7 separate regions of the Mus musculus genome follow, and regions 2, 3, 4, 5, 6 and 7 are each linked to region 1. The links are chromatin loops, found by intact Hi-C in ENCODE. Cell type or tissue: left cerebral cortex. All regions are shown on one strand. Region 1 holds the start of Sh3rf3 (SH3 domain containing ring finger 3). Region 2 has its middle 45 kb from the start of Gm23223. Region 3 overlaps Sh3rf3 (SH3 domain containing ring finger 3). Region 4 has its middle 22 kb from the start of Gm40670. Region 5 overlaps Sh3rf3 (SH3 domain containing ring finger 3). Region 6 overlaps Sh3rf3 (SH3 domain containing ring finger 3). Region 7 overlaps Sh3rf3 (SH3 domain containing ring finger 3).

Region 1 (4,000 bases):
CCTTACCACTTTCTGGTTCCCAGAATTGGAAACAATCTTGCAAATGAGATCTGACAAGTCCGAGGTCTGATGGGACTCTTTCCTCCTGTATCACAGCCTGTAACCTTACATTCAGGCATCTGAAGACTTCATGACTTTCCTCTACTGCCAATGCTAGATGGACGACACATGTTGGCTCACAGTATTCTGGTGGTTGACTGAATTCCCAGCTATTTTTATATGAATGGCTGCAAAGCCAGCTCGTCCATCACTGACTTACATACTTGGCTTATTGAACATGTGAAACTTTAGCCAAGAAACCTAAAACTGTATTCGTAATGCTTCAACTATTTAGGCCACACCCTTGAGTTTTTTTTTTCTTTCAGACTATACTGGAATACTTCAACCAGAACTTGCGAACTGGAGCTCTTTGGGCTAATTTAGTCACATATTTATTTTTGGTTGAATTTGAAAACAGAATTATTTGTCGACTGTTCAACATACTTACAGAAAGTTAGGCCTCTAATTCTCTTAAAAGACAGGAAGATGTCGCAATACTTGACATCGTTTCTTCAGAACAGTGAATGAGAGATTGCCACTGTCAAGGAGTCGTCTTCCCTTGGAAGGTGCAGGTAGCACATCACAGGGTGGAATCTAGCTGCTGACCTGATTTGCATGCCCCGCCCAGCCTTCACTCGACTTTGGCAACTGGGGCTGACAACTGTGGGAGTGGGCTGTGGTGGGTGCTGGGGCTGACCGGGATCACAGGAAACCCAGGCACTATGGGTCCAGTAGCTTTTCATTTATCCATCTTCACTGTGGTTGTACATAATGAGGGACTCAGAGGACAGACATGTCCTGGGCTCTCAGGACATCTTTTTGCTTTCCTAGATGCTTGTTCTGGGAACCATACTTCCTTTTCTGTGCCACTTCCAAGGGTGCTGCCAGATTTCATACGGTTTTGCTTCTTTCTATAGACACCACCTCAGAGGACAGCTGCTGCTAGCTCAGGCTAGGTTACAGGACTTTCAAACTTCTAGTAAGACCATGAAAGTATCAGATGCCCATCTTGTCAGTGGGTGATGCTAATTTCATGCTATACTGCTGGATCCAGTACAAGCGGCAGTCATATTTTCTATCATGCGGTGACTGGTGCCCAGCGCACGGTGGAGGGAAGGAGGAAGCCACCACATATACAGGGGAAGAACATGGCTTAGGAGAATCTGCCTGCACTAGTCTGCCCCAGCCCTTAGCCTGTAGTCCCCTAAGATTACTTTTATTTTGCACCTTTTAAAATTCTCCTAAGCTTTATTTCTCTCTTGCATCCAAAAGCACTCAGGCTATATCATCATGGACAGCAACTTTGTTCTTTGTTCTTTGCACACACACCCTTTCCCGGGTCCTGATCACCACTCATAAATCAGGCATTCTGGACCCTCTCACAATTCCCCTTGGGTGTTCCTGAGCAAAAGTCACTCACCTCCCTACCCCCTTCATAACAGACAATAGACAGACATAGGCAATAATAGACATAGACAGACAATTCTATCTTATACCCTTGCCAATACTTGTGTAAATGATACAGAGATCGGCTGGGACAACTCTATGCTCCTGGGAATTTCCAGAGACTAGCAGTCTGATAGGAACTCAGGATATCTGGAATTGGGGTGCTAAATACTGCATTCAAATCATCACTGGATGAGATCAAGTCACTCTTTCGATCATTCAATGGATATTTACTAAACACGCCGTGTGGAAGATACTACTACACTGTAAGGGACACGTGGCTTATAGGCAACCGCTCTGCTACCATGTGGTCTTTTTGCATTTGGGTTCTGTGGTCACAAAAACCACATTTAATAAAATGGCTTCATAATAATGAGAATCAATTTCCTTACCCGTGTAATGAAGTTAAAGCAATTATTTCACAGGGTTGTTTAAGAGCATTAAAACAATGCAGATATTATGTTGGCATTTAAGTATCAGCAAAATTTTTTTCTCCCTAAAAACGAAGAAAAGTGACATTCAGCTTCACAAACAACAGGGCAGCCCAACCGGCAGGAGGGGCATCCACACCACTTTGGATGCTTGCCCTGGCATCTCCCAGCTGTGCATCATCCAGCTTTCTGGACCTTTGCCTGTGCGGGGCTCGAGAGCGTTGGGAACACGAGGGGCCCACCAGGGGGCAGCACACGGTAAGAAATCTTGTACACCGACCGCAGCCCACCGCCAAACTTCCCTGCTGCTCCAGGTCCTCGTACGTACTTCCGTCGCTCTGACGCTCCCAGAACCCCGGGCATCGGGAAGGAGCGCACATTCCCCCTCTTTTGAGCCTCCCGAGGAATATTTGGAGCTGGGTTCATCAGAGCTCACCAGAGCGGGCGCTGGAGTCTTTCACCGCGCCGCCAGGGGCGCGGCGCTCGGCCAGGGTGTGCTGGCGCGTGGGCGGCGGCGTCAGTCACACATCAGTGATTCTGGAGAGGGCAGCCGGCTTCCCGAAGGAGTAGTCGCGGCCCCGGCAGCCCCCGACCCGGCCATCTCCAGCGACTTCCCTTCTCGCCTCAAGGGACACCCCCGCACCTATACCCACAGCTGTCACTTGGGCATGCTGGCAGGAGAGGGGACACAAGCAAGAGTGCTCCCTGGAGTCGTCCAGAAGGATGCCTGGGTGTCTGATGCGTCCTCCGGCTGCTCTCCAGCGCTGGCTAAGAAAGCAGTCGGGATGATGCTCCCAAACTTTCCTTCGCGGAGGCGTTGAGAAGAAACGTCCCTTCCTGAAGCTCGCGGAGAATCCAGAGTCTGGCGTCCAGAGGGGACAGGGCCAAGCCTGCGCAGGGGAAGTTCTCCGGAGCCCCGGAGGTGGCCTAAAGGGAGAAGCTCCAAGGCAGGAGAGGTGTCCGTTTCCCAACACCCCCGCAGTGACTGTGACCTCTGCGCGTCCCCCGCACATGGTCCCGCGACCCAGGGACGAGATCCGGCTGAGCTAGTTGAGCAAGGCGGCGGTGCTCTGGCAGCCCGAGGGCGCATGGAGGCGCCGAGGGGGGCGGTGCGGCTCGCCTGCGGCGCGGGGGAGCGTGCACGCCGCGCCCCGGTCTCCCTGGGGACCTGGCCGGCCTCTCCCTGCACTCCCCGCTGCTGGGCTCCCGGGCGCGGGCGGCGCGGCAGCACAGGTGTTGCCCGCAGCGGCGGTGCGCGCGCGTAGGCTGATTGGGCTCGGCTGGCTGGAGTTGCCTCGGGGCTCCGGAACTCCGGTGCCTGCCTCGCGGGCAGGCTCGGCGTGTCACTTTGCAAATCGTGGAGGCTAGTGCCTCGGGCTGTCAGCACGCGCCGCGCGGGGACCGAACCCTGTTTATTGACGGCGACTGCCCGGGCTAGGCGCAAATGCCCGCTCTCCTCGGCGGGCCGGGCTCTGGCTGCTAGACTTAGGCGGCTCGCTGGGCCCGCGCTGGCGCCTCCCCCATGCTGCTTGGGGCGTCCTGGCTGTGCGCGTCCAAGGCGGCGGCCACCGCAGCTCGGGGCGAGGGCGAGGACAGGCAGGGTGAGCAGCAGAGGGGGGCCCAGGCGAGGACTGAAGAGGATATGGACGAATCATCGCTGCTGGATTTGCTGGAATGCTCTGTGTGCCTGGAGCGCCTGGACACTACGGCCAAGGTGTTGCCATGCCAGCACACCTTCTGCCGACGCTGTCTGGAGAGCATCGTGTGCTCGCGCCACGAACTACGTTGTCCCGAGTGCCGCATCCTGGTGGGCTGCGGTGTGGACGAGCTGCCCGCCAACATACTGCTAGTGCGCCTGCTGGATGGCATCCGCCAGAGGCCCCGCACGGGTGCCAGCCCGGGGAGCAGCCCTCCCGCGCGCCCGGGCCCCGGTACGTTCTCAGCGCTCGCTGGTGGCGCTGGAGGGGCGACAGGCAGTCCCCCGTGTTCTCCGGTCTTTCTCTCAGCGGCCGCAGGCAGCTCTACCTCCAGTTTGTGCGACGTGGCGACTAATAGGAGTGTGCCAGTGGCTAAGGTAAGAATGT
Region 2 (4,000 bases), 340 kb after region 1:
ATAAAAAAGGTCTGAATGAGGAGTTATCTGTATCAGGTGGCCTGAGGGCTTGTCTGTTGGGAAGTCTCTTCATTGTTAATTGATGTATGAAGATTGAACCCGCTGTGGGTAGTGATTTCTATGCTCTACCACTTAATAGAGACCTATTGTATCTGGCAGTTGCTCAGGAAGAGAGGGTGTTGTTGTTGTCGTTGTTGTTATTGTTGTCGTTGTTGAGAATTTTTCCACTAGTAGACTGCCCATGCACCAGAGGACTGCCCCACCCTCATGCACATACAGGCAATTCTATCAAGCTTACTGAACTAGCAAGAATAAAAGGGGGGGAGTATCGAAGTTGGGAGGAAATATGTTAAGGGGCCTGGAGGGAGAAGGTGAGAGTAAACGGGGGAAGATATGACCATATTTTCCTGTATATATGACTAGCCTGGAAGATATAAGATATCCTAGAGACTCTGGGGCGTATAGCCCTCAAACTCTGATCTCCCTTCAGGACCAGGAAAACAGCCATAAAGAGTTGTCCAGTCTTTCTGCCATCTCTCCAATGTTGAATAGTTCTCCTTTTCCTGCTTTCCACTATTAATTTGCCTCTTTTTAATGGCTTTTTGAGGACAGGTGGCTGGACCTGACATGGGGCACAGGCTGTGGCCCAAAGTTTGATAAAATACACACATATAAAAATCTCAAAAATAAAGAAAAACTTATTTTAAAAAATGACTCTAGCTATCCCAAAAGATGTAAATCCTATGAGCTATGTACCTCATAGTAAGACATACCCAAGGGAACAATAGTGGCACTTGTAGTTTGAGGGTAACCAACAGCCATCTAATGGGATTTATGGCCCACTTAATAGAAGACAATGCACACCAGGTATTGTAAACCTAGTCTATTACCCGTGGCTGCTGAGGCCACAGATCTTAGATGAGAGCCTGATACTGCTACTTCCCTAAGCCAGTATAATGTCTCACTGCAATCTCAAAATGGTTCCTAATACTTACAGACCACCCCTCATCAAAGAAACTTCCTTTGTAGCAGAGCACATTACAGAAAGCTCTAACCAGTCAAAATACAGAGAAGAACTGGCCTTGTGGAGTACAGCCCCAGCTGTTACGTCTACAATGCAACTACAACACCTAAAGGTCCAGGGAATGTCGAGGAAGAGAGTGCAGACAGATTGCAAGAATTAGAGGACCAGGACATCTGCTCAAAGGTGTCTTCTATGTATGACAGGGAAGTGGTACTCAGCAAATCTCAGCAGCATGGCTATCTGAACAGTTCCTGAAAGACAGCAACAGCAATCATCCCTAGGTGAAGAGCTACTGGCAAGTAATGTTGCTGGAAAGAGAACGGGGCTTCTTCAGGGACAAATCCCAAATAGGTTATCCAGCCCCAAGAGGCTAGCTAGTCCTAATTACATGTACGCAACAGTAATCGACCTCAATAGGCTGTGTTTATGAATACGTGTGTCTAACAGTAGTAATTAAAAATAAGAGGCCATAAATTTTAGAAAAAGTAAGAAACATAGGAGGAGGTAGAGTTGGAAATTTAAAAACCGAATAATTAAATAAGGTTCTCAGGCGGTGTATCAGCATCTTAGGGTATTAGAGCTCCCTCTGTTGGCAGCATAGGGAGTAGATACTATGAATGGGATGCCAAAAGGAAGTGCTTCAGATGCCTGGCACGTGGCAACTGTGTCCTTGCTAAAAGTGTTGAGAGGACAAGGAGAGAGGTGGAGAGTCCTAAAAGTCTTCGTGATGAGCAAGAAAGGGGTCTCTTAGGGGCTCAGATAGCGCCCATCCACAAAAGACAAGAGCTTGGTGTGCTGGCGGAGTCTTCCACCCCAGCCCCACCACCTGTTAGCACACTAGTGCAGACTCCTATGCTCCTTTCAGTCTCAGGCCAGCAGGAGGAGCCGAGCCTGGCTACCAGCCCTGACTTTCCTGGGACTGTCCCCATACACGCCATACCACCAGACATGAGGCCAGGTTCATCTCAGAGCTGCCTTCCTGGCTGGCAAGGCTTCATGGCAAAGACCAGACAAGGTCCAAGTCCTTAAATCCCTTTCCCAGGCTACAAAGCTGCAGTTCTGGAGCCAGAGTATGGTCACGTTGGCCCTGACAAAGAGGAAGATTACAGGGGCCATTGATGTCCGACCCTGCTGTTCTACTATAGTGGCCTCTCTCCTTCTGAGGGCAGAACCTGACCTTGGTACCAACTGGTGTCCTGAGCAGACAGGAACTACATCCAACACAGTAATAAATTTCCGGTATAGTTCTAAGTAGCTCTGGGGCATCCATCTGACATCTGAACTGGCTGCAGAGGGGTGACCCTACATTCTCTTACCTGTCCCAGCCCAAGGGCAACCAGCTATTGTTTTAGAAATTCTTTCCTTGGACCTGGCCTGAGAGCTCAGACTCCTTTCTCCTCTATCTGATGTAGCCACAGGCCCCTGCCCCTACTCATTGCTCTTCCCCCGTGTATGGCTTCAGCACTTTTGCATCCGAACTGCTCTTGCTGATAAAATCCTCCCATGATCCTTTCCCAGAAGCCAAGACATAGCTTCTAGCACTCACCCAAGCCCTTCCACCAGCCCCGGGCTCCTCAGTTCCAGGCTTATCCCTGTTCTTTAGAGGAGCCAGGAGTGCCCAGGGCAACTCCAGAGCTTCCTTTGCCCTCTTCTCCGAGGACCAGCCTTATCTCCCACCGTCTCCACCGCCACACTAGATACTCTGGAGAGTCACTGCTCAGGCTAACTCAGGGACCCCTATGAAACCGGCTCACACCAGAAGCTGGGGGATAAAGAGGTGGAGCTTGGCAAGCAGGCTCTTGCTCTAGGAGAAGCATAACTTAAAAGTCCCTCTACCCAGAAGAGAGCCACACCTCCTCACAAGATCCAGGCCCTTCCCCCACTTGCTCCTTAACCATGAAGGCAACTTTTGGCTGCCCCACCTTACATCCCTCAGGCCTACCTCCATGTAAAGGGTTTGCCTGGGGCTCCTGATCCCAGCGGGGAGAGAAGTCTGCAGTAGTCCACAGGGCTCTCTCACTTGTGCAGTAACGCAGGTACCTGGCTCACACTTCCCTAGGGCATCCTTCCAGTATTACTTTCCCATCTTAGTGTCCTACAAAAGTCTGCATCCGAGCCCCAGTTATTCGTGATCCATCACACTGGGCATGGCAAACACATACATCCTACCTGTAGCACACGCAAAGTGCAAGCACACTCTCACAGACATATCCTACCTGTAACACAGCACACATATGCTTGGACATATGTGCATTTACACACATAGCCTTCTCCCTCCTGGTACTAAAATACAAAATTCCTTTCCAGTAACACTTGCCTATGTTTTGCGATATGATTTTGAGTCTGAAACAGAAACTGCATCATGGGAGAGAAAAGAGAGAGGTCTCCTGGAGTGAGCCTGTGCTCACTCTATTCCAGGGAAAGCCTGGAGCAACACATGAAATGGCCAACTGCAGGAGAACTGGAGTCATTAGCAGACCAAGCCCTCACCACGGCCACATTCTGGGCTCCCTCTCCCTCGTCTTCATAATCTTATTATCCAGCACAGTGAACTGAGGCCCCAGAGCATATGGTAGCCTTGGGGGTTAGGATGCCTTGATACATGCCAATGAGCAATCCTGGCACACCTAGAGGCCCATCTGAAAGCAACAGCCTTCAGGCCTATAGATTTCCTGTCTTCAGCAAGTCTTTAACCTTGCATCAGAGCTCTCTTGACCCGGAGCTGGGGATAGAGAGAACCTTAAGCTGAACATATTCTCAAGTCCCTTTGGCAAGGCAACAAGCCCAGCTACTGTCTCCTCCAGTGGTCTCAGAGTTCTGAGATTTTTCTAAAACTTATATCCAGCCAGATCTGGTCTTATATAATTCTATAGGAATCCCTACAAGCTAGGATAGCTGTTCCTATGGCATTATTATGTTTATGTGCCCAAACTGTTAAGTATGGAGTTTCTGCTTTGGACTCAGAAAAATACACTA
Region 3 (4,000 bases), 260 kb after region 1:
TTGAGCTGGATCCTACTTTGTGCCTGTCGCTGGACCTTCTTTTCCTCAGGCTCTTCTCCATTTCCATGTCCATTCTCCAGTTCTTTCAGACAGAAACAATTATGGGTCAAAGTGTGATTGTGGGGTGGCAACTCCATCCCTCACTTGATGCCCTGTCTTTCTGCTGGAGGTGGCTCTTCAAGTTCCCTCTCCCCAGTGTAGGGCATTTCATCTAAGGTCCCTCTCTTTGAGTCCTGAGAGTCTCTCACCTCCCAGGTCTCTGGTACATTCTGGAGGGTCCCCCAACCTCCTACCTCCCGAGGTTTCATATTTCCATTCTTTCTGCTTGCTGGCCCTCAGGGAGATTGTCACTTTTAAGCAAACAAATTCTGCAGTTGTAAAGGAGAGTTCCTGAAGAGAACTTGTCCACAAAAAGATGACTGATTAAAAGTTGAGTAGCTGTGGGGAGGTTGGAATGTTGCAGATCCAGAGTCTAATTACAGTTTCTCTTGGGCTATTTTTTAGCCCAGCTAAAGAGCCTTCCCTTGCCTCAGTGTCAGACCTAACATCCTCATCACCAGATAAAAGCCTTTGGAATGTATAAACAGAACCCTATTCTCCGCCAATCAAAGGACTTGGAGTACTATCGGGGGAACATCAGAACCGCAGCTGAGATCTCTCTATTGTGGTGTAATAACCTAGCTAATATTTCCACCATAGATTCGCAAAGCATCTTAATTGATAATTTTCTTTGTTCTATTACTTTAACAACTTCACGAAACTGCTTCCACGATGGAACACAGTGTTTGAGGAAACCTAAATCTGTGTTCCCAGGCCATAGCCGTCTAAATTGGCTTACAGAACCTTTCATATAATTTTCATTTCCACACACTAATAATTAGTCCAGGTTCTAAGGATAAAGCTAGGCCTCTACCCGACAGGGTCTCCTCCCATGTTGACCTTGGGATGGTACTTAGAAGGGGCCCTTGAAAGATGCCTTGAGCCACCAACCTCAATGCAACAGGATAGCATATGTGATTCCTAGCCAAGGAAGTAAGGCGTGAGGACTGGGAAGATGGAGGCTTTGACACCGAGGGAATGGATACCCGTGGCTGCTGGGGGCCTACTGAACCACTTGTTCCTTAAGTGAGACCTTTCTTCTACTCACTCACGTATCCTCTTGTGTCTTTTCAGGACTCCTCTTCCGCTGGACCTGTCCCCACAGCCCTCCCACGAGCTGCTGCAGTGGCTGGAGAACAGGGCATGTCTCCCAAAGTCCAGCTGCCCCTCAACGTGTGAGCTGCCCCTCATGTCTGTCGACATTCTCTGCACACTGGCATTTACACAAGTGGTTCCTAGTGGGTTTTTCAGTTGGTTACTAGCTGTTCTTTGTAGTCGCACTTGTGTGTCGATGCTTCCCTGAAGGGGAGTGTGAAAAGTCTCTTAACGCTGCTGTCCCTAGGATAATTAGGAGAAGTGAGGGAAGACTAATCACACTGGACAGCACAGGCCCTCAGTGGTCTATCAAGAAAGGAGTCAGCTATTTATTTCTTAGAGCAGGTCCCAGAGGTTGCTGTTCAGGCTCAGCTTCCCCGGGGAGGCGAGGCTAGACTGCCGGGCTGGGACTGTAGAGACTGCAGACAGTGAACCAAGAACAGACTCTCAAGAGGCAGTTTCAATGAGACAGCTTTTGAATGGGGGTTGTGGGGGGAGGGACTTAAACCTTTGAGGGGATGGAGAGAGGCTTTCCTTTCAGGGTGATTGAACATCATTGGCAGAGGCCAGAGTGCTATGGATGCCTCATTTGCATAAGGAGGAACTCCAGGTGCTGCCAGACATGACCTTATAAGGGGAGAAGAAGTCTAACCTGGCTACCACAATGTGTAACCTCCTGGTGGGGGGTGGGAGCATCATAGAGATGGAAGCACAGGGCTACGGGCATTGGGACATGCAGGCCTGGGGCAGAGGGGCAGCGATGCTGCTCCCGCTGATCTCAGGATGCAATTTCTGGGGTTTGGACATGCCATAACCCCACTCTTCCTCCATGCCTGCTCCCCATGGCTCCCCAGCCCCACAAGAGGTCCCTGAGCTCTTGGGTGTCCTGAGGATGGAAGGGTGTGGTGAGGTCAGCAGCCATCCTTGGAAGTATGATCAGCAGATTAATTCTGCCGGCTCAGAAGTGCCACCCCGAGGCAGGCCAGCTGCTTGCCAACCCCAAATATAACCACATGAATCACTGCCAGGAAATAAGGTGTTTATCTTGTTGAGGAAATTTTCTCTGCTAAATTACAGCATTTAAGCGAAATGTGGAATTCTAAAACTCCCATGTAAATAGTCTTCTTGAGAATTAGATGGCTTCTGTATTTGGCAGTGAGCTCAGCCTCTTGAGTGGATGCTTTAAGGTGGAGTGGATGGAGTTGTCAGGCATAGGAATAAGGACAGACAGTTCCGCCAGTGTAGGCAAGCCAGTGGGACAGTCAGGCTCTGTATGGTGCAGAATTTAAAGCGTTGGGGGAAGATGCTTCTGGACAAAACAATTTGCCAAGTTCAAATCATTTCTCCAGATCACCTCAACCACCCCGTGCATTCCTGCCTTGCTCATTTGGCCAACGTCAGATGTTAGACTTGAGAATGGATAAGAAAGTTCTGAACACCTTCTTCTTAACTTGCTCACTCTCATGATTAACCAACCTAATAAAAGAAACCTGAAACGTATCCACTTTTCTCCTGGCTTCCGAAGGAAACCAGACTAATAAGCTATCTTCCAGATTAGTGTTCAGGTTAAAATTCACCTTTTCAGCAGGACTAGGTGTCAGGTAGAGGTAGCCTGCCTGGTTTGTAGGTTCAGCTATCCTTTAATTCAGTCAACCCCTCATGGGTAGACAATATTCAATAAGAAATCCCAGAAAGTTCCTCAAACCAAAACTTGGATTTTCCATGCCACATGTGTAAAGCAATGTGCAGATGCAGTGTTCAGTATTGTGCCAGTGAGAGAGAATGGATACAGAAGAGTGACATCCATTAGATGCAAGTATTGAGCCGGTCTTTATCTGGGATGTAGGCATCTACGGATTTAGGTGCACAGGGTATGCTGGGATCCTGAGAGTGCTGACCATGTATGGCCATATTCCTGGTCTGCTACTATGGTTCCATTATAATCCAGAGGCCAAGAGAAGTAAGTGAGAAGGATGGAGAGAAGAGCTGGATGCAGGGCACCACCTCTGAGGAAGTGGGGCTCCTGTCTACAGGAGATGGCTTTGATACAATTCCTCATATGGGAAACAGGACAAAAGCCAGTGATGAGCCTAGGCTCATTTTTGTGTCCTCACAACTAGGCAAAGGCCTAGACCCAGGCTCTCAACAAGTACCTACATTTCCTTGAAAATCAAGGCACCCCATTCCTGGATATGGAAGGTTCTCAATTATTATGTTGGGCCAGCTACCAGAAATGACTTCTATGTGTCTGAGACCTGGGAGTCAGGAAACATCCAAATACATTCTTTGAGTCTCAGTTGTAGACAATAAACACAAAGGGCCCTTCTCCCTTCCTAGCCCTCTCTACCACAGAAACAGTCACTAGGATCTGCAACATGGCCTCTCCTTACTCCCTCCCTCACCCCAGGTCACATTGCCCCTATTGAGCTTGAGACTCATCTGTGTAGCCCGAAGGGAGACTTGATTATCCGATATTACCTGGAAGTAACTAACCGACTTGGATGGGGGGAGTTGGCAGGCAATACAGAGACATTGTGAGCAGTAGACCAATTCATACCTTCTAAGAGGCCAGAGAAAATGTCAGAGTGTGCATCCATGTCCGTGTACTGAGGAGCAGAGACATGCTTACAGATGGCATACATGTTACAACGACATACATGGCCCAATTTGAAAACCTCATGGTTGAAATTCTATGTTGCATGTTACTGAACAGAAGATGAGTTTTCTGAGCAGGTGTGTGTAGCCTGACCAATCCGTACTTTCTTTTTTCTTTTTTTTTTTTAATTAGATATTTTCTTTATTTACA
Region 4 (4,000 bases), 480 kb after region 1:
ATGCCTTGAAGTGTCCTAGAAAGGCTGTTTTATTCGGTTTCATCAGGGTCCACAGTTGTAAAAGAGGTAATCTGCAATGCCAACCACATAGTGTCCCCTAAGGGTTTCCTGATAAGGGGCTGCTCAAGGCAAGGAAGATGAAGGACACAATCTAGAAAGCACAGGCGGCCCCTTTGCCAGGAATGCTAAGGGCTCTCCATGAGGGTAAATAAAGACCACTTGCCAGGAACCAGCAAGATGGTTTAGGGAGTAAAGGTACTTGCCAAAAAGCTGGACAGCCTCAGATGGATCCCTAGGATTCAGGTGGTAAAAGAGAACCAACTCCTGCAAGTTGTCCTCTGACCCCCCCCCCCACACACACACACACATGCTTGACCCTCACCTCACCCCACCACACGCACAAATAAATGAATGTCATTTGACACAAAACGAAACCCACATGCTTGACCTGGTGAAGCTGTGCCTGTGTCTCGATGCACACAGATGCTGTCAGTCCTATCAAGCAAAAAGCAGGCATGCTGCCTATGCTCTGAAGCCCCTTTAAGGCCCTCAGAACTATCTTATCTGAGCATCTGTGCAGAGTCAAGCCAGAGGCACACAACACTGTCCAGATCCACAGGCCAGTAACCAACAGCTTCCTAAAACCAGGAAAGCCCTCACTCAAACTAGCAGTGGCTGCCCCTGGCTCCTGTGGGTTTCAGCTCTTATCTTCCTTCCTTCCTTCCTTCCTTCCTTCCTTCCTTCCTTCCTTCCTTCCTTCCTTCCTTTCTTCCTCTCCCTCCCTCCCTCCCTCCTTGCCCCCCCTCTCTCTCTTTCTTTCTTTCTTTCTTTCTTTCTTTCTTTCTTTCTTTCTTTCTTTCTCACTCTCGCTCTCTTCCTTCCTTCCTTCCTTCCTTCCTTCCTTCCTTCCTTCCTTCCTTCCTTCCTTCCTTCCTCTCTCCTTTTTTTTGCTTTTCTTTTTTCTTTTTTGGAGGGCTAGGAAGTGGGAGCAGGGTGGAGGAATTGTTTTGTTTTTGATACAGAGTATCACATACCCCAAGCTGGCCATAAACTTTCCATATAGCTGGAGCAGGCTGGCTTACACAGTGCTGGGAATGGAACCTGGGAGCTTCATACATGCTAGGCAAGGACCCTACCTGCTGAGCTACACTCCCCAGCCCCGTCCAATTCAGGCCTTTAGACCTCGCATTCATGCCTGATATATCCTATGAGGACTATCTAATTTACCATTTCCTTTTGTTTTGTTTTGTGGGGGTGTGGGGGTGTGGGTGCTATTGTATATTTTTGAGACATGGTCTTGTGTAGGTCAGGATAGCCTTGAACTCAACTAGGTTGCCAAGGACACCTTGAACTCTTGATCTCCTGCCTCCTGGTCATGGGACTACAGGCATTTGCCCACATGCTTGTGTTATTCATAGTTTCTTTGCATTTTAAGTTATGTGTATGTGACCCTCTCTGTTTGTCTCTCTGTCTATTTCTCTCTTTCTCTTTCCGTGTGTGTGTGTGTGTGTGTGTGTGTGTGTGTGTGTGTGTTGTGTGTGCCATCACAAGCAACCCTGAAAGGAAAATAAAGGCACTGGGAGACAGCATGCATACAAAACAGGCTTACCCCAGTCAACATATGGCAGCCCTGGGGCATGGCAGGTATGTGAAAAGGTGTGCCCAGGCCACCATACAGAGACATTTGCATGCATGGCAGAAATCCAAACAGGAGTGCCCATGCTAAAGCATGGTTGTGCTGAGACATGGCAGATGCCTGAACAGGTATACCCATGCCACCACACAGGGCTGCTGGGAAAGGCTTTGCATGCAAACAGGCTGCCAAGTGGCAATCCACAACATGATGCATGTGCAAACAGGTGTGCCCAGATCGCCCCAGGGAGTAGCTGAGGTTCAGTCGGTATGCAAAGACGTGTGCTCAGACTGCCACATGGTGGCGCTGTAACACAATACCTGTGTGAGCAGGTGTGCCTTGGCTGCCACAAGGCAGGGTTGTGAGCAGGTGTATGTAGTCACACTAGGACGTAGCTTGCATGTGAGCAAGCGGGTCCACACAACCATGAGGTAGCATTAAAATACAATATATGTGTAAACAGATGAGACAAGGCCTCCAGCCGTTACTGCGACTCAGAACACATGCAGACAGAGGTGCCTCTGCAGCCATGTGGTGGCTCTGACACATGGAAGATGTGCAAATAGGCGCGGCCAGACCTCCACAGTAGATATGTGAACAGTTGTACGCATGTCACTGTGTGGTGGCTGTAGGATGCAGCAGGTGGGTTACCTGAAGCACCAGTGACATGATAGGGTGGCACTGGGACCCAGCACCGGTGTGAACAGGTGTGTCCTTGCTATGAGGTGGCAGCACTGGATGGATCACAGCACATTTGCAAACAAGCGTGCCACTGTCACCTGTTGGTGGTGGCGAAACATGACAAGCATGTGCCATGTGCTGGACCATCAGGTTTGCATGCAAGCATGCCTGTGCTCCACATAGTGGCTCTGGGACACAGCAGGCATGTAAACAAGATCATGTGACAGTTCTGGGACACAGTGTGGGTATGAACATGCAAGCCGATGTCACCATGCGGCAGTGCTGGAACATGGCAGGCATGCAAACAGGTATATCCAGGGGCCACCACTTGGCAGCTCTGGACAAGTGTGAGTAGGTATGCCCATATAGCAACATGGCAGTGCTGGATATGGTATGTATGTGGTTGGTGTGCCCAGGCTGCATGTGGCAGTACTGCCATAAGGTGGGGTACCAAAAGGTATGCCTCTGCTGCCGTGTGTTGGCACTGGAAACGGCACACATGGAAACAGATGAGCCCAGGCCATTGCACAGCGCACATGTGAACACACAATCCTAGGCTGTCATATAGTGACCCTGGGACACCGCAAGTGTGTGAACAGCCCTGCCCAGGCTGCCATGTAGCAGTTCTGGGACATGTCAAGTTTTCAAACAGGCATACTCAGGCATCACACGGTGGCATGGAGATACAGAGGTGCAAACAGGCATCCCCACACTTGTACGACTCGGCACTAGGACATGGTGAACAGGCACACCCATCCAGCAAGCTTCCAGCACTGGGACACAGAGTGCAAACAAGTGAGCCAGCACTACCAGGTGCTGATAATAGTGTTCTCACACTGCATGTGTGAGAACAGGTGTGGGGACACACTGCCACACGGCAATGCTGGGATTCAGCAAACATGTGAACAATCCTGCCCATGCCAACGCATGTTGGCTCTGGGACATGGCAGGTATGTGAACAGGTGTGTGTGCGCGCGCGCGCGTGTGTGTGTGTGTGTGTGTGTGTGTGTGTGAGAGAGAGAGAGAGAGAGAGAGAGAGAGAGAGAGAGAGATACCAAGACCAAGACACGCAGGTGCGTGAACAGGTGTGTGTGTGTGTAATACCTGGTGCACAACTGGGACACAGCAGGTGCGTGAACAGGTGTGTATGATGCCAGGTGCAACATGGGACATGCAGGCATTCCTACACCACCACTTGGCTGTTCTAAGACATAGAGGGTGCATGAATAGGTGTGATATTCTGCCATGTGGCAGTGCTGGGAAATGACAGGCACACAAACAGGAGTGCTTGTGTGGCCATATGGGTGTGGCCATATGGTGGCACTGGGATGTGGCAGGTGTGTGGATAGGCATGCCCTCACTACTGTGTGCTAGCACTAGGAAACAGCATGCACACAAAAATAACAACAAGTGTGAGTAGGTTGCCATGTTGTGTAGATTGGACAAAACCAGTGTACAAATATGCCTGTCAGGCCACCGCACTGCAGGACTCAGATACGGCAGATATGTAAACAGGTGTGCCCAGGCTGCCATGCTGGGACATAGCAGGCATGCATACAGGTATGCAGGCACTGCCCTGTGATGGTGGTGGGACACGTCACAGGTGTGGAAAGTTATACTGTAATGTATCCTCACTGTGATACGGCAGGCATGAGAACAGGAAGATTCACATTACTATGTGGTGGT
Region 5 (4,000 bases), 58 kb after region 1:
TGGAAGAGAGCTCTCCGAGAAGGCCAGTCTTTACTGCAGGATTCATGGACTGCTTGGCTCGTTAGCACAGCTTTTATCCCAGTAAGCGTGTTTTAGAGTGTAGGTTAAATGGTGGGCATGAAGACGCAATTTTACCATGGTGTGTAGTGGGAACTTGTACTAACATGTCTCAAGGAAACAGAGTTACCCTGTGTGCTGCAGAAATGAGAAAAACCAGAAGGGCCTGGGCCACTGAAGCTTTATGTAGCCTGGAGCCCCAGGCTGCTGACCTGGGAGACTGTCCTCACACCCTGCTGGTCCTGTCCTTGGAACACAGTGAGGATGGTGTGTCCTCGAGGGGGAGTGATGCAGGACCTGGACACCTTTTCACATGGTGTCTTGAGATAGACCATACAGCCATTATTAGGAAATTGTGAGTGGCATGCGTACAGAAGTGCTTCGTGGTCATTAGTGCCATCCTGCAGTGAGAAGAATGGCCACACTGTTCCTGCTATCCAATACCATCTTACTGCTCTAGTGTAACCTCCCCCCAAGTCTCACTGTGCCTACCCCCAAATAATAGTGTCCTTCATTCTTATCTCCCACGAAGCTGGCCCTGTCCATCTTTCCTGTGTATGCGGAGACTCTGAGAACACTTTTTTGCCCCTGTGCTACCTCCCCTCTCTTGATCATTGCTAGGGTCCGCTGTACACTGCCCCTGCACTGACCGACTTACAGAGTGACTGTGTCCTGGTACTGCAGTATGTGTTTATGTGTTCGTAAAGAGCTCCTGGGTGTAAAACAGAATACTCTGCATTTATAGTTTCTCAGTTTTACCTCGTTCTAGCTATTGTCATGGTCAGTCTTAAAGAAAAAGAAACCCAAGAATCAGAGATGATAATAAGGCTCTCTCTCTCTCTCTCTCTCTCTCTGTGTGTGTGTGTGTGTGTGTGTGTGTGTGTGTGTGTGTGCGTGTGTGCATGTGCCTATGTGCAGGCAGGTGTGCACATGCCTCTGAGTTTGTGTGGAAGTGCGCATGTGTGTCTTTCTGGACCCTGTCACCATCTCTGTCCTTTTGGTTTAACCTTTGTATCCTTCTCTTGGGTGAATGGTGAAGTTAATTTTGCAGATGCCATTGCCTTGGCTATTGGTAATGTAGCATACCTCTCTAAAGAAGAAGGGGACTCCTTTCTGGGATTGAAATCACATCTAAGGGGAATGTTATAGGAAGGTTATCAAATTCATTCAGTTGATTTCAAATAACAGTCTGCTTTTGAGTTTTCCTCTTTAGGAAAAAAAAATATGTAGTTTTAGTTAAAACCAGATTCTTTTCTTTCTGTTTGTTGATGCCCATTGTCTTTCTTATCTAGATCAGGATTTCTGGACATCCATAAATTATTCAGGTGGACACGTAAAGGTGCAGAAGAAAGGCCTTGGCTTATGAGTCCTTAGGATGGTGCAAAAACAATGTACATTTCAATAGAAATTACTCCAAGTTTTGACTTCTGATCTTTTCCTGGGCAAGTCCCACAGGATGGCTCCATGTTTGGATGCTGGACAGCAACAGTGAGTCACAGCTCCCAGAAAGCCCTGCTTCAGGACTGGAAAACAGTCAGTACACTTGCATGCACTGGAGGCTGTGAGCAGCAGAGGGTGTTTAAAAGTCCCATGTGTTCAGTGCATGTTTGACTTAGGGCACTTTTGACTTGAGGTATACCCTCTGAGCAATTGGGGACCCACCAGCTATAGCTCCACCTTATATAAGCTGACCACAAGCCTGCTTTCTCTCAAGTCCCTACAGTGGTCAGATGCCACAGTGTGAGAATCGCTGTTCTAGAAGTCTCCTAAATTCTGTTTCTTCAGGCATTGGCTCTTTGAAGAGACCAGGTGTTTTCTTTCTTTCTTTTTTTTTTTTTTAAATAGAATGTCTCACTTTCTGAATTTGTTGGTCATTTCTTTGGGCTGTTCTTATCCTTTCTGTAAAGTGTCACCTGGGACAGAAGTTAAGTTTAACCCTGTTCAGGTATCTTCGAAGCCTTCCTCTGGGTAGAAAACAGAGCTGAACTGATGGGCATATGGAAAAATAAACTCTAAGAGTGGAGAAGAGCTGGTTTCCCTGACAGCAGAGCTGTGTAACGTGTGTGTTACTGGAGCAGGTGGCCAGCTGTTACCCCGTGAGTGCTGCGGGGTAGGTGTATGGTGGTATCTCAGCAGAATGCCAGGCTTTGAGGGCTGAAAGGCAGCCCATTGTCCCTGGAGTGTGCCCCACCTGAGATGTCTGTGAGAGTCAGAGATGATAAGAAGGCTCCTGTGTTTGTGTGTGTACGTGCACACACATGTGCCTCTGAGTGGGTGCATGTGTGTGTATGTGTGTGTGCAGGTGTGCACATACGTGTTCAAGTGTTCATGTGTGTACATGTGCACATGTATGTGTGTGTCTGTGTGTGTATACACACACATGCCTCTGAGTGTGTGCAAGTGTACATGTATGCATGCGTGTGTGCATGCAGGTGTGCACATGTGAGTATGTGTTGTGTGCATACCTTATGTGTATGCAAGTATGCATGTGTGTACATGTGCGTGCGAGGGTGTGTGTTTAACATTTCTGAGACTTGGGTTGAAATTCCCCACTCTCTATTTTTTTCATGGAAATCAACTGTAAGGTTATGAGTTATTTGTTGCTTAAAAGAAAAAAAATGTAGGGATGCATTTGTCTTTATTCTGTATCATACCTGGAGTTATCACAGTTCCTTTTCAAAAGTGTTTTAGGGTTAAAGAGCATCCGAGAGCCATGGGTAAACAGCAGCGTACACTCCTGAGACGGCTCTTCTAGCTCTTTTGGTGTTTCACTAGGAATTACAAGTGTGTGCATGCGTGGGTGGCCAGCACCTCCAGGGAGGATCTCCCTGGAGATTCTCCTTGGTGTGAAATATTCTGGGCACTTGGCCGGGTATTTTTAACTCCAGGTTCTACAGGAAAGGGAACAAAGGATTGTTTAACTCTGGCTGCTCTGGCACTAATAAGATCATCCTTCAGGCCCATCTGTGGGCCTTTGCTTATTTCTGTGTTAGTAAGTCTCTCTGAAATAAACATGGGCATGCATGTACCGGACTGAGCGCTGTGTCTGCAGGGAGAGAAAGCAGCCGACTAACCCTAAGGCATCCTTTTAGAATCTGTCCTGGCTCCTTTGCAAGAACAGGCTGGTAGAGCTGGGTAGGCACTGGAAGGAAGTCTGCATGTGCTGACAGAGGCTGACATACAGGCTGAAGATGTGATGTTTGAGAAGCCTGGGTGTCAAGTTTAATGACCACGCTGTCATCCTGTGTAAGCGGAGGGGGCCATTTACATTGGTTCATTTTTATGAACTGAAATGATTGTTTCTGAGTAACATTGCTTGTATGGTAATCATTAAAATAAGCTGTGTCGATGAAATAGTTTATCTCCGATGTATGCCAATTTAAAGATGTCTTCTGTGTTTTTTTTTTTTTTTTTTATTTCAGGGGAAGGAAGCAGGTTGCCATGGAAATGGTATAGGGGAAAAAAATGACAAGCAAGAAAGCTTAGCAGTTTTGGATTTGGAAATATTTGTGACGTAGGTAACTATGTATGTAATAATGTTATACAGCAGAGCCATCTGCCTTTGGAAGGATGTGTGTCACAGGCTTTTATGGGAAAGCATTTTTATTAGAAGCACAATTTGGGCTATTTTTGGTATTTGTGGGCTATTAAAATGTGGAAATTGTGAGCAAGAAAGATGCAATGGAATCCTAAACTTGTTTCCAGAATGCAATTGTCATATGCCATTACATGTCACAGAGAGAGTCTGGAAAGCTGTTTTGATCTAGAAAGCGCAGATCCAGGAAGATGTCTGTCCTGAGTCGAGTATTTAATAAGCTAGCATCGCCTGGACCCTGACTAATGAGCACCCTGACCACTGAGAGTGGTGCCCTTGTTCCTTTTATTAAACTATACCACACTGTTGGGAAGCACTTAGACAAAGCAACTCCCCTTTCCATCTCTC
Region 6 (4,000 bases), 120 kb after region 1:
GGGGGAGTTCTTTTTGACCTGCCAAGCCTGGGGTTAGGCTAAATTCTAATAATAGTTCCCGTGTGCCTGCAACGCCTGTTTCCAGGCTTTGCCAGTAACCAGAGTGCAGGGGCCTCTTGTCTGGCTTTCTGGTCTCCAGAATCTCATCTTTAACACATAGGTGATGACAGTGGTTGGGTCTCATGGTGGTCTTATTCTGATATTAAGGAAAGAGGTAGAATCACATGGCCCACTATTTCAAACCCTAAACATTTGTAGTTTTACGTTTCCCTAAGGAGCCCATGTGCATTGGAATCTATGAATAAATCACCCATCTCTCATCTGTGGATATTTAGTGGTCTCCAGATCATACACACCCCTATGCCTTGTATCCCAGTAGAGAAACACTTCCAATGTCTGCTTATGATCCCAGGTGATTGGATTCTAAACCACAGCATGAATGGGAGATACATTTATCCGTGGGCCTAGCAGGACCAGTGAATGTCTTAGTGAGCTTTCTATTGCTGTGCTAAAACACCATGACCAAACCCAACTTGGTTTTATTTCTGATTATACTTTATAATCTGTGGTGGAGAGAAATTAGGGCTGGAACTCAAGACAGGAACCTGAAGGTAGGAGCTGAAGCAGAGACCATGGAGGGGTGCGGCTTGCTGCCTTGCTCCCCATGGTTTGCTCACCCTGTTTTCAACCTAAGACCATCTTCCCAAGAACACCCATGGTGGTCTGGGCCATCCCACACCAATCATTAATATATAGGGAATGCCCTACAGTCTCGCCAGTGTAATGCAAGCATTTTCTCAGTCGATGATCCTCTTTCCCAGGTAACTCTGTGTCAAGTTGACAATAAACTAACCAGGACAGTGGGATACCATACTCAGTGGCTTCTATTCCCCTGCAGAGCTTCCTCCATCCTGACCCTGTCTGTGCAAAGAGGCTCAAGTGAAAGAACCTTTGTTTTCTTTCTCTCTCTTCTGAGGAAAGGGCCTTTTGTCTCTAGCTTCTATGGATTTGTGGACTATTTCTTTCTGGGTCAGGATGTTTGAGATTCTTTTCAGGAGTGAGTCCTAGGATGCTGCCTATCTTCAGTTACAGTTCCCTGAGCCCTGCCCACAATATTGACTTTCAAGTGCTCTGTAGTTACCCAGTTCAGTATACATACCTCAACTCACCTGCCAATTAAAGGAGCCAAGCAGGAGGGATGCTGGGAGTTCATGTTTGAACATAGATGACTTCAGACATCCATACTGTTGGTTGAAATGTTTCCTACATGTTGGGTCCCCTTGTGATGCCATCTGCTGTGACGCCATCTCATGCCCTGCTAAGTCATGTTACTTGCGAGACGAGGCTACCAAGAAAACGTCTTGAGCTTGTTTCCAAGAAAAATAAAGAAACCTAAATGTACTGTGCTTGCCACCATTCAGAATCTAAATCCCTGGGCCATCTAAGAAAAGGAAGTTAAAAATCAGGATGACTGTCATTAGCTGTAATTGCTTTTGTGCAACTCCAATTAGAGTTCCTGGAGGCCTGGAGTTCCGGGGAGGCCGCCCACGGTTCTCGTGCATTAGAGCGTATGAACTACTGTCATCCCCGGGCCAGCTCACAAGGGAGGCATTTGAATGTGAATGTATGTACCAGCTCTTAAAACCTGGTGAACCCACAAAATATGGTAGCTATTAAAGACATTTTTCCCTCCCTGCACTACTAGGCACCCCAGGTGACCCTCCCCAAACAACATTTGCCATGTAGGTCTGAAACCTCCTTTAGTACCTTTCTGTGGGGGATTGTTCTGTTTCTTGGTAGCAGAGTGGGACATTTACAAGGCGAGACACTGCCACTGAAGGAGACTGGCTTCATTTTACTTCTTGATACAGTTTTTTGCTTTTCCTCCTCGTATAATAGAGGAATCCTGCCAGGACCTTGGGAGATTGGCGACCCCCATCATTGCTCTTGGAACAATTTCAGAGTGGTAGTTGTAAAGGAGGGTGCTCAGGATAAGATGCAAGCTGCTCTGGAACTGAAGCCATTTTCTTATTTCAGGCCTCCTAGAAATCTTAGGTGATGGGAAAACAGATGGACGTCCCATAAAGAAAGTCATCCCCCTGTCTACAGAGCATAAAATATTGTATCTTGAGCACTCAGGAGCACAGCTAAGAATACACTGACGAATCTATTTGTGGGCTGATGGAGGACATAAAAAAAATGGTCTGATTGGCAAATGAAATGGTATTGTGAAGCTCGCTAACGCTCGTCAACTGTTTTTGGACCGGGTGTTAAATTATAACTGGAGAGCTGGCATTCCAAAGCTAAACTGGGACTTTCCAAGCTGTCAAATGCAAAGAAAACGAATAAGTGTCTTTCTCTCCACCCTCCCTCTAGCCCCCCGAGAGACAAAAGCTGACACAGCTTGGACAACACGCACTCCCTGCTGTCGATGACCAGCTGGGAAGATTCTTATTGTTTACCTCCAACTGGAACAGAATTTCAGTTTTGGCTTCTCCACAGAGGAGTCTAAAATAACCATTTTAGACAGTTATTGGAACCTGTTGTCTGTATGTGCGTTTGAGTTTCTGATGCTGCCTGTGGCACTTTGCCAAGTAGCTTTATGCAGTAGTCATAGAAATTTGTATGAGGTTCTCTTATGGATGCTATGGACCTGTAGTGCTTGGATAATATCTTCACACTAAACTGCCATGGCTTCTGCTTTGAGTGGTAGCAAGTCATGTTGATTCCCATCTCTTTTATGCATTCTTGCTGTGGATAGTATACCTGGGCTTCAGGCATGCTTTGTGTGTGTGTGTGTGTGTGTGTGTGTGTGTGTGTGTGTGTGTGTGTGTATGGATGAATGAATGAATGAATGATATCCTGGGTGCATATCAATCACTATGGAGCCTGCCAGATTCCCTTTCTTATGTGTCATTGTTCTGCATAACCATGCTCAAGTGCTTATGTAGTTCCTGGTATAGCAGGACATGACATGGGAGGAGTCTAGAGCTGGCTACTAGATTGGGTCAGAGGGAAGCCAGCATGAAGCAGAGTTCATGAGTATGGGATGGGAGGTAGAGCATCGTGCAGACACGATTTCTTTGAAAATATGTGAAGACAAATATGGAGAAACGCCAGGAAAGCAACAACAGAAAGCTATCAGGAGAAAGGCGAACTCAGAAATTTCTCCTCCTATTTGTCCTCCTTTCCCTCCTCCACTTTCTCTCCCTCCTCTACCCTCTGCCCTTCCCCTCTTCCTCCTGCCCCTCTGTCCTTCACCTTCTTCTCCCCCTCCTCCTCCCTCCTCTCTCTCCTCTTCTTCCTCTTCTTCTTCCTTATCTGCTTGACTGGGACATGGGCCACTTTGCATTTCTATGTTCCATGTGCAGCTGCCTCTGTTGCTCTTGGGTGGACAAGACCCATCTCCTGAACACAAGTGGGGCCATTGCTCTTCACTTTCTGTGATTGCTTGGAGTGCATGCTGCCTTGCCTTGTGGGAGTCAGATGGAGGGGGTCTCCATAGACACCAGGCTTGGGTCCACGTGGGAAGCATTCTTTGGAGGAGTGCCCAGAAGATGCCAAAGAGCCTGTGGGAATGATTGGTAACCGTTTCTGATGTCCCCAGAGCCCACACAATTGCTCAGTGCTCTGACACCTGCCTAGCTTGTGTTCGGTCTTGTGTTCTATACAGGTCTTACCACAATCAAGAACCAAAAATACAGAGGCCCCCATTCTGGCTGAGACTGCCCTTTCAGGATTCACTACAGCTCCCTGTCCCTGGCCTGCCAAAGTCTGAGCCATGTTTATTCTCACTCCTCATCTGAGAAGAATGTATCGTTATGTATCTCTCAATGTCTCAGAACAATTGAAAACATTACTTTTGCTCACTGTAGAATATAAGGTACACATGTATAAAGGGGTATTTTAAGAAGGAAATGAGGCTTGTTTTATTCATAAGCCTTAGAAAGCCCTTGCTAGTCATTTGGGGTTCTATTAGTATTTTGGGGGTCCCGTACAG
Region 7 (4,000 bases), 280 kb after region 1:
TCACTGTCTGGAAGCCTAGCAGAGAGCCAGTAAGAATTACTTAGTAGCAAGACTCCCTTAAGAGTTCACATCCACATGGCCCCACAGTGCCATTGACATTACCATTGCCCAATAAAAATAACCCAAAGGGAGAAGGTGTAGCCCATGTTTTTCTTCCCTCCATTCCCTACTATCCAAGAAACTCTTCTCCTCAAAGTGCAGATGAGGGAGAAAACATAAATTCTTTGGAGCAAAGATACAGCATTTGTATATGAGCTAGCCAAACCATGGCACAGTCGAGGGCCCGCAGAAAGCAGCTTCCTGGATGTAAGACCATACATACCACTCTCTGCTTATATGTTCTCCAGTCATGATTGATGGGACTGTGTGTGTGTGGTCCATGCACCCACCCATCGGACCTGAACCTCAGAACGATATCCTGCCCTCACACTCATATGACAAGTGGAGGCTTACATGAGGCAAAGAGAGTGGGCAGGCCCTCACAGTCTGAATTTGATGTGGATTGTTTTGAGAGCATGGCATTGATGCCTACTCAATGGACAGAGTGCCATCCCCATTCTTGGGTCCTCACTCACTGACTGACTGACAGACAGATTCACAAACTCCCTTGGAAAATCGATGCCATCTTGGAGGGATGGCTCAGGGTGCTGGGAGGGGCAAGGTCATGGTTGGACATATGGGAGAAAGTAGGGGCAGGGGAAAGTCCTGAGAATGAGCCAAAGCTGGGATGAACAGCCAAGTAACTCCAAGAGTAGAAGGAGAAAGAACATGCTTGGTGTGAAAGAAAGGAGGAAAGTAGCCATGGATGATGTGGGAGAGCGCATCTTCATGCAGATGACTGCACACAGCATTTTCTTCCCTTCCGTGTGGTTGCAGATGCCCACGGTCAACCAGCAGGGCAAGCATAGTGTAGTGAGAAGGGTAGGGAGATGGATAGAGAACCACATCCATATAACGTAGTTGTTATAACTGTTGAATTTCATTATTACTTGCTATTGTTGGTCCCACAGCATGCCTACTTTATAAGTGAAAGGGTATTATAAGCATGTATGGTTATATAGGAAAAACAGAATATATGGAGTTTAGTACTAGCTGTGTGGTTTGAAGTAAACTAGAGGTGATTTTGGGAGAGCCCTTGTAAGAGAAGACAACTGCCGCTTTGTCCAAGTGGAGCACACAACAGCCTGGTGAAAGCAGGGGCTTGAACAGCAGATAGACCTGTGCTCAAATGCTGAGGCTCCCAACATCACTAGCGCCTCAGCTTCTCTGTCTGTAAATTGGGAAGATTGGTTGTGCTCACTGCCTAGGATGATTGTGTAGATGCTAGTGATGTACTGGAAGTCAGGAGTGTCTAACACATAGGAAGGGAAAAGACAACAGTGATCATTAATGAAGGTTCTAAGAAGAGGGGAATCTTAGGGCCGTGTAGGGGCATACCTCTGTACTCTGAAGCACTTTAAAGCAGGAGTGTAACATCTTACCAAAGACCACCACAGCACAAGGAAAGAGCTGGTATACAGCTTGTGCCTATAACAGGAGTCAGCCAGAGAGGGTAAGCAGCCTCGGGGGGGTCTGATCCTGCACCGTGGGCAGAGGGCAATGAGCAACTCACAAGGCACAATAGTTCCATCTGAGATAGGAACTCCAGAGATGGGACATAAAGATCTGGAGGACCTAAGTCAGATTCTGAAACGGGTCACCTTGAGAGGATGATGGTGTCATGTCCAGCCCAGAGGAAGTGGCTTATGGAGAGATGGCAAGCCAGCTTCAGAGGCTGTGACTTTGAGACAGGCAATGAGTATGGTGAGCCCTGGGTATGCTAGCTGTCGTGGAACAATATCCTGCTGTAAGAGTGGTAGCCTATACTAAGAATCTCTCTCTCTCCCCCACCCCCTCTCTCTGTCTCCCTCCCTCCCTCCCTCTCTCCCTCCTTCCCTCCCGCCTTCCCTCTGTCTCCTCCTATTGCTTTCTGTCTCACAAACATACTCCATGTATGGTCAAAGGCAGTTCCACAGGCCCAGGCTTCTTTTATAGTAGGCAAGATGCACTTGAGCCAGGTCTGGAAATACATGTCCTTGTGTGTGCTTCCCCTGGGAAGGGAAGACACAAGGAGCCATGTAGACCATTTGGGGAGTGAACGGAGAAATGGTTAAAACATTCAGCTTTTCAGAGACAATAGGACAGAAGTCTTGTTCACCATCGGAGGTGCCAAATGTCATCAGTGAGTGCACAGCAGACTCTGGTGCCCAGTGTGTAACACCATCAGTGAGCATAGGGTGGACTCAGACACCTGCTATCCACCAGCATCAGTGAAAGTCCAGAAGGAAGTTCTTGGGGATTTTATAGTAGTAGCCATCAAAAAAAAAAAAAAAAACAGAACTGGCAACAAGCAATGTTTTCTAAGCACCCCCTGTCAGTGAGCCCCTAAGTCCAACTCTAGTGAGCCAGAGACTCCTATAACTACCCACAAGTCTTGCGTGAATATTTGGTTTTACTTACATTAGCAAGGCTTCCAGGCTATGTCTTGCAGCCTTAGCCTGCTGTGACCTGGAAGCACAGTGGTCCTGGACCCTCTTCCCTCATGCCTCATCCCTGTCTCCCATCCTCCAGCTCGCCACGCCCACGCGGCTGTGTAAGGTGTTATGCTGCTAGTCCTGGGTGCCCTCAGGTTAGAGATGCAGCCGTTGTGTCTGGCTAATCATTTCCAGCTTAGTTTCCAGACCGGCCAGCAGCTTTCCAAGATGTTGAACTCAAATATGCTGAGGTAAAGGATACTCCTATTCTTCTGGTTATGAGCATCTCCTCAATCACTCAGCCCAGCCAGTGTGCCACACATGCCCGTCTAAGCTGAGCAGCCCTGTTGGCACAGCAGCCTCGGGTTAACCGCCAGCATAACGGCCTTTCCACACCAAGCCTCACTAAAGCTTTCCCAGTTCAAACAGAAAGTGAAGCCCTGCCAGTCATCACTCCTGTCCGCCATGACAAGCAGTATCAAAAGAAATGGGTTTGGCTCAGGGCAGTGCAACACCATGCACAGTCTGTCACCATAGCAACTATGGCACTGTGACAAGCATTCTCTTCTCCCGGTTTAATTTTACATGTGAGGAGAGTGAGATGTGGGATGGCTAAGTGGCTGCCCCAGTGCTGTGACCTAACGCTTGTCCCTGTGCCATTGTGCTGTTGTCATGGTCAGGTTAAAGAATGGCTCCTACCCATGGCCTATCAGTACATTAAATGCCACTGGGTTCCCACAGCATTCTCCACTTTATTCTGCGTTTAGAGAGGAAAAACACTGTTGACACGACAAGTAATGGATTGTTCGTTGCTGTAATTGCCCATTTCAGCAGCTCCTAGCCCTGTGTTGGGGGGGAGAGAGGGGCGTTCCCACAGTGTTCTCATCTCAGCCCAAGGCAGGCAGTTTGACAAAGGCTTAATTGCATCGGCCATAGAGTTTGATATGATTAGTTCTACTTAACATACCCCTGTCTTGCAAGGGCATAGCACCCCTGCATAGTGCCCATGTCCTTTATACGCTCTCGGAAGCAGAGCCCAATACAGACATCTGTTCATCAAAAACAGATCACAGAAAGCAAACCAACAACCATCAGCACCAAGGAAAGAACTGAGTGCAGATGCAGGGCACCACAGGGATCAGAGGTGCAGAGAGGACTCCAGAGACCCTGTTCCTGGGCAGTTAGAGGACGAGGCAGAAAACAAGCACCTGCAGTCGTTTGAAAGCACATCATAGAGGCGTAGGTGGGCTGCTAAGGAAACATGAAGAGAGGTGACCTGTTCATTCAAACCCAGAGGACAGGAACCAGGGCAGGAAAGGAGCCAGAAATGTTTTCAAGAGGTCACCATCCCTTCTCAAGGCAGGTAGGTGCAGTGTAGGCAGGTGGGGTAGGAAGGGTGTTCAGCAGGACCAGCCAGGGCAAATGCAGGGCCCTGAAAACAGCTCCCATGCTCCCACAGGGCAATGCCATTCCTAGGCCACCCCCTG

What was found. Hi-C counts contacts between places; a loop is a spot of excess contacts. Peaks named below come from ENCODE experiments on the same cell type or tissue, not always from the same donor. Only the 100,000 strongest peaks of a DNase experiment are listed, where the experiment ranks them.
Region 2: a loop joins it to region 1, with 6 times the contacts of the local background. A loop is called at or near these places in 18 of 42 quality-filtered maps.
Region 3: a loop joins it to region 1, with 2.5 times the contacts of the local background. A loop is called at or near these places in 3 of 42 quality-filtered maps.
Region 4: it touches region 1 in a loop (5-fold over the local background); 22 of 42 quality-filtered maps call a loop at or near these places.
Region 5: a loop joins it to region 1, with 2.0 times the contacts of the local background. A loop is called at or near these places in 3 of 42 quality-filtered maps.
Region 6: a loop joins it to region 1, with 3 times the contacts of the local background. A loop is called at or near these places in 7 of 42 quality-filtered maps.
Region 7: it touches region 1 in a loop (4-fold over the local background); 3 of 42 quality-filtered maps call a loop at or near these places.

The regions. Positions count from the first base shown.
Region 1 is chr10:58,810,137-58,814,136 of GRCm38, forward strand. It overlaps Sh3rf3 (SH3 domain containing ring finger 3), which reads left to right and starts at 3,223. Exons shown (of 10, transcript NM_172788.3): 1 at 3,223-3,990. The coding sequence starts at 3,439. In left cerebral cortex, CTCF peaks have their summits at 2,166 (motif pointing right) and 2,365; DNase peaks (open chromatin) are centred at 1,132, 2,215, 2,630, 3,133 and 2 more places; H3K4me3 peaks cover 2,732 bases; H3K27ac peaks cover 1,820 bases.
Region 2 is chr10:59,148,410-59,152,409 of GRCm38, forward strand. It overlaps a transcript of Septin10 not described here. Among named protein-coding and RNA genes, the nearest start is that of Gm23223, 45 kb to the right of the region's middle. In left cerebral cortex, a CTCF peak has its summit at 1,617 (motif pointing left); a DNase peak (open chromatin) is centred at 1,625.
Region 3 is chr10:59,070,763-59,074,762 of GRCm38, forward strand. It overlaps Sh3rf3 (SH3 domain containing ring finger 3), which reads left to right. Exons shown (of 10, transcript NM_172788.3): 5 at 1,174-1,274. Among named protein-coding and RNA genes, the nearest start is that of Gm23223, 120 kb to the right of the region's middle. In left cerebral cortex, a CTCF peak has its summit at 2,202; a DNase peak (open chromatin) is centred at 2,242; H3K27ac peaks cover 285 bases.
Region 4 is chr10:59,287,320-59,291,319 of GRCm38, forward strand. No RefSeq gene overlaps it. Among named protein-coding and RNA genes, the nearest start is that of Gm40670, 22 kb to the left of the region's middle. In left cerebral cortex, a CTCF peak has its summit at 1,931 (motif pointing right); no DNase peak of the experiment used is centred here.
Region 5 is chr10:58,868,457-58,872,456 of GRCm38, forward strand. The region is part of intron 1 of Sh3rf3 (SH3 domain containing ring finger 3); the gene reads left to right. Among named protein-coding and RNA genes, the nearest start is that of Sh3rf3, 57 kb to the left of the region's middle. In left cerebral cortex, no CTCF peak of the experiment used is centred here; DNase peaks (open chromatin) are centred at 1,642, 2,194, 2,901 and 3,566; H3K4me3 peaks cover 386 bases; H3K27ac peaks cover 1,035 bases.
Region 6 is chr10:58,934,229-58,938,228 of GRCm38, forward strand. All of the region lies in intron 1 of Sh3rf3 (SH3 domain containing ring finger 3), which reads left to right. Among named protein-coding and RNA genes, the nearest start is that of Sh3rf3, 120 kb to the left of the region's middle. In left cerebral cortex, no CTCF peak of the experiment used is centred here; DNase peaks (open chromatin) are centred at 1,585, 2,353 and 3,552; H3K27ac peaks cover 644 bases.
Region 7 is chr10:59,087,405-59,091,404 of GRCm38, forward strand. All of the region lies in intron 7 of Sh3rf3 (SH3 domain containing ring finger 3), which reads left to right. Among named protein-coding and RNA genes, the nearest start is that of Gm23223, 110 kb to the right of the region's middle. In left cerebral cortex, no CTCF peak of the experiment used is centred here; DNase peaks (open chromatin) are centred at 2,023, 2,653 and 3,053; H3K27ac peaks cover 939 bases.